Linked DNA regions of Homo sapiens: region 2 is linked to region 1. A link is an interaction called in ENCODE POLR2A ChIA-PET data of the cell type or tissue named here. Cell type or tissue: B cell. All regions are shown on one strand. Links, peaks and the distances in the headings refer to the core of each region. The heading gives the core; the rest is flanking DNA.

Region 1 (5,377 bases), core at 289-5,288:
CATCTCTACAAAAACATTAAAAATTAGCCAGGTGTGCATATATACACCATGGAATACTATGCAGCCATAAAAAGGATGAGTTCATGTCCTTTGTAGGGATATGGATGAAGCTGGAAACCATCATTCTCAGCAAACTATCACAAGGACAAAAATCCAAACACCTCATGTTCTCACTCATAGGTGGGAATTGAACAATGAGAACACCTGGACACAGGAAGGGGAACATCACACACTGGGGCCTGTCGTGGGGTGGGGTGAGGGGGGAGGGATAGCATTAGGAGATATACCTAATGTAAATGACGAGTTAATGGGTGCAGCACACCAACATGGCACATGTATACATATGTAACAAACCTGCACATTGTGCACATGTACCCTAGAACTTAAAGTATAATAATAATAAAAAAAATTAGCCAGGTGTGGTGGCTCATGCCTGTAGTCCTAGCTACTTGGGAGGCTAAGGTGGGAGAATCACTTGAGCCAGGGAGGTCAAGGCTGCTGTGAGCTATGATTGTGCCACTGCACTTCAGCCTGGGTGACAGAGCGAGACCCTATCTCAAAAAATAAAATAAAATAAAAAGTAATAGCCATTCTCAGGCATGGTGGCTCACATCTGCAATCCCATGCTTTGAGCTATGATTGTGCCACTGCACTTCAGCCTGGGTGACAGAGCGAGACCCTATCTCAAAAAATAAAATAAAATAAAAAGTAATAGCCATTCTCAGGCATGGTGGCTCACATCTGCAATCCCATGCTTTGGGGGTCCGAAGCAGGAGGATTGCTTGAGGCCAAAAGTTGGAGAGCAGCTGGGCAACATAGCAAGATCCCATCTCTAGAAAAAAATTTTAAAATATTGGCCAGGTGTGGTGGTGCATGCCTGTAGTCCTAACTACTGCGGCGGCTGAGGTGGGAGGATTGCTTGAACTACAGTGAGCTATGGTCATGCCATTGTATTCTAGCCTGGGCAATGGAGCAAGAGCCTGTCTCTTAGAATAACAATAATAATCATAATCATGATGACAATCATTCCTTTTTGGATACAATGATATCTCATTGTGGTTTTGATTTGCATTTCCTTGATGTTTAGTGATGCTGAGCATTTATTTCATATACCTGTTGGTCATTTGTATGTCTTCTTTTGAAATAACTATTTATATCCTTAGCCCACTTTTTAATGGGATTATTTATTTTTTATGGTTGAGTTGTTTGAGTTCCTCGTATATTCTGGATATTAATCCCTTGTTGGATGAATAGTTTGCAAATATGGTATATAAGCTTTTGTATGAACATTTGTTTTCAATTTTCTTGAGTATACACCTGGGAGTAAAATGACTGGGTCACGGCCGGGGCAGTGGCTCATGTCTGTAATCCCACCCTTTGGGGGGCCGAGGTGGGCGGATCACTTGAGCTCAAGCATTCGAGACCAGCCTGGCCAACATGGCAAAACCCCATCTCTACTAAAAATACTAAAATTAGCTGGGCATGGTGGTGCTTGCCTGAAATCCTGGCTACGTGGGGGGCTGAGGCATGAAAATTGCTTGAACCTCTGGGTGGCAGAGGTTGCAGTGAGCCAAGACTGCACCACTGCACTCCAGCCTGGGTGACAGAGGGAAACTCTGTCTCAAAAAAATAAGAATAATAAAATAATAATAAAGAATGACTGGATCATATGGGCCTTATGGAAATTCTATGTTTAACTTTTTGAGGAAGTACCAAACTATTTTCCACAGTGGCTGCACCATTTTACATCCCTACCATCAACGTATGGGGGTTTCAATTTCTCCACAATCTCTCCAACACTTGTTATTGTCTGTTTTTTTTTTTTTAAATTGTAGCCATCCTAGTGGGTGTGGGGTGACATTTCATTGTGGTTTTAATTTGCATTTCCCTAATGACTTTAACGCTCGTGTGTTTATGTATGTGTGTGTGGTGCTGGTGGTGTAATAATTACCTTGCTTCAATAACAGGATATTAATGGATTATATGTTAAAGAAAACATAAAATACAGCAAAAGTCAGTTCTTTCCTGTCCCATATCTTTTATTCATCTGTCTATCCTTCCCTCAACAAATGCCCAATCAATTAATTTCCACTTCTTTATGTAACCAATATTTTTAAAATTTTTGTAGAGATGGGATCTTACTATGTTGCCCAGCTTCTCTTCAACTTTTGGCCTCAAGCGATCCTCCTGCCTCAACCTCCCAAAGCACTGGGATTACAGATGTGAGCCACCATGCCTGAGAATGGCTATTATTTTTTTTTTAATTACAAAAAAAAAGGTTTTTTTTGAAACAGAGTCTCCCTCTGTCTCCCAGGCTGGAGTGCAAAGGTGCAATCTCGGCTCACTGCAGTCTCCACCTCCTGGGCAATTGTCTTGCCTCAGCCTCCTGAGTAGCTGGGATTACAGGCGTGTGCCACCACACCTGGCTAATTTTTTGTATTTTTTAGTAGAGATGGGGTTTCACCATGTTGGTCATGCTGGTCTTGAACTCCTGACCTCATGATCCACCTGACCTCGTGATCCGCCTGCCTCGGCCTCCCAACATGCTGGGATTACAGGCGTGAGCCACCGTGCCCGGCTTTTTTATTTTATTTTATTTTTTGAGATAGGGTCTCGCTCTGTCACCCAGGCTGAAGTGCAGTGGCACAATCATGGCTCACAGCAGCCTTGACCTCCCTAGCTCAAGTGATTCTCCCACCTTAGCCTCCCAAATAGCTGAGACTACAGGTATGAGTCACCACACCTGGCTAATTTTTAATGTTTTTGTAGAGATGGAGTCTTGGCTGGGTGTGGTGGTTCACTCCTGTAATCCCAGCACTTTGGGAGGCCGAAGTGGGCAGATCACCTGAGGTCAGGTGTTCAAGACCAGCCTGGCCAACATGGTGAAACCCCATCTCTACTGAAAATACAAAAAATTAGCCGAGTGTTGTGGCACGTACCTGTAATCCCAGCTACTTGGGAGGCCAAGGCAGGAGAATTGCTTGAACCTGAGAGACGGAAGTTGCAGTAAATTGAGATCACACCATTGCACACCAGGCTGGATGACAGAGTGAGACTCTGTCTCAAAACAACAACAAGAAAAGAGATGGAGTGGCACTGTGTCACCCAGGCTGGTCTCAAAATCCTGGGCTCAGGTGATTCTCTCACCTCAGCCTCCAAATATGCTGGGATTATAGACATTATCCACCTCGTCTGACCCATAATGACTACTATAAAAAGATAAAAGCAACAGATGCTGGCCAAAATAAAGAGAAAAGGGATCTCTTATACACCGTTGGTGGGAATGTAAATTAGTACCACAGTTAATGAAAACAGTATGGAAATTTCTCAAAAAGCTAAAAATATAACTACCATATAATCCAGCAATCACACTACTGGGTATTTATCCAAAGGAAAAGAAATCAGTATATCAAAGGGATACCTGCACTTGCATACTTATTGCAGGACTACTCACAATAGCCAAGATACAGAATCAACCTAGGTGTCCATCAATGGACTAACGGATAAAAAAAATGGCATATATACAAAATGGAATACTATACGGCCATAAAAAAGAATAAAATTGTGTCATTTGCAGGAACATGGGTGGAACTGGAGGTTATTATGTTAAATGAAAGAGACCAGGCATGGAAAGATAGATGCCACATGCTCTCGCTCATATGTGGGAGCTAAAAAATTGGTCTCATAGAGATAGAGAATAGAATGATAGATACTAGAGGCTGGGAGGAGTATGTGGGTGGGAAGGGGGAATAAAGAGATATTGATTAGTGGGTACAAACACACAGTTAGATAGAACAAATAAGTCCCAATATTTAATAGCAGAGTAGGGTGACTGTAGTTAGCAACACTGTATAGTGTATCTCAAAGTAGTTAGAAGAGAGGACTTGAAATGTTATCAACACATAGAAATGATAAATGATAAAAGTCAAAGTGATACATGCCTCCAATACCTTGCCTTGATCATTACATGTTCTTTTTTTTTTTTTTTTTTTTTTTTTGAGATGGAGTCTTGCTCTGTCGCCCAGGCTGGAATGCAGTGTCACGATCTTGGTTCATTGCAACCTCCACCTCCCGGTTGCAAGCGATTCTCCTGCCTCAGCCTCCCCAGTAGCTGGGACTACAGGCGCGTGCCACCACGCCCGGCTAATCAAAACATGTTCTATTTATGTAACAAATACATGTACCCCATAAATACATAAAATATTTTGTATCAATAAAAAGCAAACGATCTTTTTTTTTTTAAATTTTATTTGAGATGGAGTCTGGCTCTGTCGCCCAGGCTGGAGTGCAGTGGCGAGATCTCGGCTCACTGCAAGCTCCGCCTCCCAAGTTCACGCCATTCTCCAGCCTCAGCCTCTCGAGTAGCTGGGACTACAGGCGCCCGCCACCACGCCCGACTCATTTTTTGCATTTTTAGTAGAGACGAGGTTTCACTGTGTTAGTCAGGATGGTCTCGATCTCCTGGCCTCGTCATCCACCCGCCTTGGCCTCCCAAAGTGCTGGGATTACAGGCCTGAGCCACCGCGCCTGGCCTACGATCATTTAAAAAAAAAAAAAAAAAGTCTTGTTAAGAATGTTCAGGTCCCGTGTAGTGGCTCACGCCTGTAATCCCAGCACTTTGACAGGCCGAGGAGGGCGGATCACCTGAGGTCAGGAGTTCAAGACAAGCCCGGCCAACATGGTGAAACCCCGTCTCTACTAAAAATTCAAAAATTAGCCAGGTATGGTGGTATGTGCCTGTAATCCCAGCTACTTGGGAGACTGAGGCAGGAGAATTGCTGGAACCTGGGAGAGGGAGGTTGCAGTGAGCCAAGATTGTGCCACTGCACTGCAGCCTGGGCAACAGCGAGATTCCATCTCAAAAAAAAAAAAAAAAAAAAAGAATGTTCATAGCAGGTTGGGTGCAGTGGCTCACCCCTGTAATTCTAGCACTTTAGGAGGCAGAGGTATGCAGATAACATAGGCCCAGGAGTTCAAACCAGCCTGGCCAACATGGCGAAACCCTGTCTCTACTAAAACTACAAAAATTAGCCAGGCGTGCTGGTGCAAGCCTTTAATCTCAGTTACTCAGGAGGCTGAGGCATGAGAATCACATGAGCCTGGGAGGTGGAGGTTACAGTGAGCCAAGATTGCACCACTGCACTCCAGCCTGGGCAGCAAAGCAAGACTCTGTCTCAAAGAAAATTAAAAATTACGTTAAAAAAAGTTCATAGCAGCATTATTCATAAAACAACCCAAATGTCTATCAACTGATAAATGGATAAACAAAATGTGGTATATTCACAAATAAAATATTATACAGCCAAAAAGAGAGTACTGATATATGCTGCACCATGGACGAACCTTGAAGACATTATGCTTAGTGAAAGAAGCCAAA
Region 2 (5,377 bases), core at 130-5,129, 50 kb before region 1:
GCATTGAGAAGCCTTGGCCAGAAGCCTGGCATCCTGAGAATTCACCCTGTCTGGATGGGAGAGTGGGAGGCAGAATAGCCATGACTACCGGGGCTCCTGCACCAGCTGTCTTCTCTGTGTAGCATCTAACTTGGCAAGCATCGCATCTTAGTTGTATCCATTTACAGAGGGGGAACACTGAACTCCAGAAGGAACAAAAAACTTCAGCAGCTAATTTTTGAGTAACTCCCATGGGCTGGGCCTTGGGTGGGGTGTAAATATGAGGAACCTGCAGTCAAAGTGTAAACCTGTTGTAGTGGGTGTTAGAGCTGGGGTTGGGGGGTTAGACTAGGGAGACTATGGTATGGGGAAGAATACCCACTCCCCAGAGAAATAGCAATAGCAGGGCTTTGATGGATAAGGAGGAGTCTGGAGAGTCTGTATTTAGGGCCTGGGGGGTTTTGGGGCGGGGAGGGGGATAACTTGAGTGGGTAGTGACAAGTCCCTTTTTAAAAAGCATCTATAGGCTCCTTTTTCCACATCCAAGATAGAGCTTGAACCTGTAAGGTAGAGCTCATAACTCCCATTATACAGATGGGAACACTGAAGCACACTGTGTTCACCCCGTGAATGCTCATTCTGATATCAGGTGGTCAGGAGCTCAGGGCTGAGAGAGGGAGGGAAGGAAATGTTTGTGGATTCATTTGAATTGATGGGAATGTTTTCAAGGGCAGTGGAGGGAAGCAATTAAGGAGACAGAGCTGGGAAAGCTTCTAAGGAGGCACCCAGTGCTACTGTTATTGGAGAAATGCTATTGTCATTATTAACAAGGCAAGTGAAGATGTGTAAGGTCCATGTGGGAGCAGCTCAGGGTCACAAGATCCTGGCTGAGATAGGGAGGGAGCCTCTGCTTCTGCCTACCAGTGAGAGTTGAGGCGAGTAGAAGGATGAGGAAGTTGTCTTTTGCTTCTCCTCATTCCAGGTGGGCCCTTTCTCTGCCTCCATCATCCTGTTTGTGGGCCGAGCCTGGGATGCCATCACAGACCCCCTGGTGGGCCTCTGCATCAGCAAATCCCCCTGGACCTGCCTGGGTCGCCTTATGCCCTGGTGAGTAGAATATGCCCCTTCGAGGTGGCACAAGGCAGGACTTCCAGCATATCTGCTCCTTGGTCCTTCTCTCTGTCTTGTCACAGGCAGAAGGGTGAGGAGAAGGAAGGAGTTAAAAGCCCAAGGGTGTTGAAACCCCATCCGAGGCATCAGCTACCCTGAGCACGGGCACTGGCATGCTCAGCCAGTTCATTTCCAGGACAGCCAAAGTGCTAGGCTGGGCAGCTCAGGCCTCATTCCTCCCCAGGGTCCACTCATTCCCCTTGGTGAAGCTGGAATTCTGAATTCTCCCACTCTATCACTTCCTGCAGTGGCCGAGGTAGTACTTAAGAGTGGTTAAGCAGTTGTACTCTGGAGCCAGCCTGCCTGGGCTTATTTTATTATTTTTATCTTTCTTTCTCTTTCTTTCTTTCTATCTTTCTTTCTTTTTTTTTTTTTTAGAGACAGGGTCTCGCTCTGTCACCCAGGCTGGAGTGCAGTGGTGTGATCATAACTCACTGCAGCCTAGAACTCCTGGGCTCAAGTGATCTTCCCACCTCAGCCTCTCGAGTAGCTGCGACTACAGGCACGTGCCACCACACCTGGCTAATCTTTTAAAATTATTATTTGTAGAGACAGCGTCTCACTATATTGCCTAGGCTGGCCTTGAACTCCTGGGCTCAAGGTGTCCTCCCGCCTCAGCCTCCCAAAGTGTTAGGATTACAGGTGTGAGCCACCATGCCCGGCCCCTGTCTGGGTTGAAATCCCAATTTCCCTACTTAGAGCTGAGTCACTTCACATCTCTGAGTCTCAAGTTTCTTCATCTAAAATGGGGATAATAGTTATACCTATCTCACACTCACAGAGTTGTGGTGGATTAATTTTTTTTTTTGACGTTCTTAGAACAGTGCCTGACTTAATTCTACTTCATAAGGTTGATGTAATTTTGAGACTTAAATAAGTTGATACTAAAATACCAAGCAGTGTCTGGGACACTAAGTGCTATGATGACCACTTCAGGGAAGCTCAGCAGGAGAGCTGGCATGTGGTCCCTAGTACAGGCCACACCAGGGGAACTGCAGAATCCTGGGCTGGGAATTAGACTTCAGGCCCAGCCTGCTGCATCTCTACCTCCATGTGGGACCCTCCAACAGCACAGTGATAAATAATTTGGCACCCCTTCAGGGTGGCTCCTGGCAGAGCAGGGGATGGGGTAATACCCGGAATGGGGTAGCAAACCCATAACCTTTGGCACCTTGGATGACGTAAATTACCTTCTCCCTTGGTACAAAGCCTGTGCTACTCAGCTTCAGGGGCAAAGTAGGCGGAGGTGGTGCCACGGATCGGATCAGACGGCAGGGGAGACGCACAGGATAGGCTGTCAGGCGGGGGCTCTGGTTCCCTCCAGGACATCCTGCTTCAGGGTGTGGGGGGGCATACCCCTTTCATCTCCAGCCCATCCAGGCTTAAGTGGGCGCCTTCCTGCCCCAGGGGCGCCCATACCTGGCCTCCGGCCTTCAAAGCTCTTCCCGCAACCCCTTCCCCCACTACAGCTTCCTTTCCCACGAGGCCCCCCACCCACCCCAATCCTGCCAGCCCCTGGCTAAGGCCCAGGTTGGAGCCTTTGATCCAGTCTTCAGGGCCGGGGGCAGGACAGCCTGCCTTACCTGTGCAGGCTGCTCAGGGCTCCCCCGGCGCCAGCCCGTGAGACTTGGCCCTGTGCCCGCCTCCCTGGCAGCCAGTAGAAGGGGAGGCTCTGCTGCCACGTCGCCTCATGAGGCCCAGCCAATGGGAGGCAGCCGCTCCCAGGGATGGTGGCTGCAGGCCGGGTTACTCCCAGTTACACTGGGTTCCTCAGCAGCAGCTGCTCAGCTGCTTATGAGCAGAGGATGGAGTGTTTGACAAAGGCTGATGAGGAGCTCTTGTTCCCTGAGGAGACAGAGTCAAGAGAGGTGGAGGTGGGCAGGCCTTCCCTGTGGCATGTAGGAACTGAGCAACTTCCTGGGCAGGCGTGGCAGCCAGTTTGGGGAAGTTGCTGGGGGCCCTTCAGGCTGGTTTCTGATCTAGCAGGTGCCTGTGTGCACATGCTTCTGTGGCTGGTGGTGCCTGTGTATGCCTGCACGCGGGATGGCTCGTGGGCTGAAGGCTGGTGTGCATATGACCTCCCTGTCCAAACTTTTTTTCCTTTTTGTGGTGAATGGGGTCTGGCTATGTTGCTCAGGCTGGTCTCAAACTCCTGGGCTGGAGCTATTCTCCTGCCTCTGCCTCCCTAAGTGCTGGGATTAAAGGCATGAACATCACCATGCCTGGCCAGACCTCTCCATCCATACCACCTGACCCCTCCTCAGGCCAGGCCTGGAGACCTGGAACCCCCTTTCCTTTCAGTGTAGGAAGAAACTGGGTCTGTCAGGGTTTGTGAACCCTGTAGCTCTCTCTCCTCCTGGGCCTCAGGGCAACCCCTGCTTTAAGCCTACATTTAAATCCTCTTCTTGAAACCAGGAAGACTTTTCTTCCCGCCCCCGCCCCCCCCCCCCCCCCCCCGCTTTTTTTGTTTGTTTGTTTGAGACAGAGTCTCGCTCTGTCGCCCAGACTGGAGTGCACTGGCGTGATCTCAGTTCACAGCAAGCTCCACCTCCTGGGTTCACGCCATTCTCCTGCCTCAGCCTCCTGAGTAGCTGGGACTACAGGCGCCCGCCACCATTCCCAGCTAATTTTTGTATTTTTAGTAGAGACGAGGTTTCACCGTGTTAGCCAAGATGGTCTCGATCTCCTGACCTTGTGATCTGCCCGCCTCGGCCTCCCAAAGTGCTGGGATTACAGGCGTGAGCCACTGCACCTGGCCCTTTTCCTTTTTTCTGATTAAAAACAAAAAACAAAAAAACACATATATAGAGATGGGGTCTTGTTATGTTGCCCAGGCTGTTCTTAAACTCCCAGCCTCAAGCAATACTCCTGCCTCGGCCTCCCAAAGTGCTGGGATTACAGGCGTGAGCCACCATTCCTGGCCAAACCAGAAAGACTTTGATAGTCACTTTGCCTGGAGTTCTCAAGGCCAGTGTGTGAGAGACCAGATGTCAAGCAGGGTCCCATGGGGAGGCTGCAACAGCTGGACCTGAGGTCTCCTTCCCAGCCCAGGGCTTTCTACAGCTCCCCTGGTGTGGCCTGCATTAGTTACGCATGCCAACTCTCCTGCTGAGCTTCCCTGATGTGATCATTATAGCACTTAGTGTCCCAAACACTGTTTGACATTTTAGTATCAACCAAGTCTCAAAGTTACTTCAATCCTGTGAACTAGAGCCAAGGCACCTCCAGTGGCCTTTCAGAAGTTCCATTTCCACTCCCGCCTCATCTCCTAATTCTATCTCCCCGTTCTCTTTACTCGAGCCCTCCTGGCCTTGCCCTTCCTTAGGCCTGATACGCACCTATCTGAAGACCTTTGCACTGACTATTCCCTTTGCCCGGTCCACTCTTGCCTCAGATGTCTAAAAGGCCAACTCCCTCCTCTCATTCAGGCCTTTGGCATGGATGCCACCTTCTCAGTAAGGCCTACCCTGTCCACCCATTTGTGAATTGCACCCTTATTCTAACCTTCTGGAGCCAGCTTTATTTCTTTTCTTCACAGCACTCATCTCCCAACATGTTATATAACCCTTTTGTAAAACTACGGTAAAGTATATGTAACATAAAATTTACCATAACCTTTAAAAAATGTTTACGAGCTTCTTCTCCGAGAAAACACCAAATGGCGGATGACACTGGTGCAGCGGGGGGGCCTGGAGGCCCTGGTGGCCCTGGGATGGGGAACTCTGGTGCCTTCCGCGGAGGTTTCGGCAGTGGCATCCGGGGCCGGGGTCATGGCCGTGGACGGGGCCCGGGCCGAAGCTGCGGAGCTTGCTGAGGCAAGGCCGAGGATAAGGAGTGGATGCCTGTCACCAAGCTGGGCCGCTTGGTGAAGGACATGAAGATCAAGTCCCTGCAGGAGATCTATCTCTTCTCTCTGCCCATTAAGGGATCTGAGATCATTGACTTTTTCCTGGGGGCCTCTCTCAAGGATGAGGTTTTGAAGATTATGCCAGTGCAGAAGCAGACCCGTGCCGGCCAGCGCACCAGGTTCAAGGCGTTTGTTGCTATCGGAGACTACAATGGCCATGTCGGTCTGGGTGTTAAGTGCTCCAAGGAGGTGGCCACCGCCATCCGTGGGGCCATCATCCTGGCCAAGCTCTCCATTGTCCCCGTGCGCAGAGGCTACTGGGGGAACAAGATCAGCAAGCCCCACACCGTCCCTTGCAAGGTGACAGGCCGCTGCGGCTCT

What was found. ChIA-PET counts read pairs that join two places held together with the same protein. Peaks named below come from ENCODE experiments on the same cell type or tissue, not always from the same donor. Only the 100,000 strongest peaks of a DNase experiment are listed, where the experiment ranks them.
Region 2: POLR2A ChIA-PET joins it to region 1 with 10 read pairs; 6 of 35 experiments call an interaction of 5 or more read pairs at or near these places.

Annotation. Positions count from the first base shown.
Region 1 is chr1:40,007,837-40,013,213 of GRCh38, forward strand. No RefSeq gene overlaps it. Among named protein-coding and RNA genes, the nearest start is that of CAP1, 30 kb to the right of the region's middle. In B cell, for the core only: no CTCF peak of the experiment used is centred there; no DNase peak of the experiment used is centred there.
Region 2 is chr1:39,957,740-39,963,116 of GRCh38, forward strand. MFSD2A (MFSD2 lysolipid transporter A, lysophospholipid) reads left to right here. Exons shown (of 14, transcript NM_032793.5): 3 at 962-1,086. It also overlaps the pseudogene RPS2P12. Among named protein-coding and RNA genes, the nearest start is that of MFSD2A, 5.3 kb to the left of the region's middle. RefSeq lists an enhancer at 2,928-3,037. In B cell, for the core only: no CTCF peak of the experiment used is centred there; a DNase peak (open chromatin) is centred at 3,092; H3K4me3 peaks cover 479 bases; H3K27ac peaks cover 2,101 bases.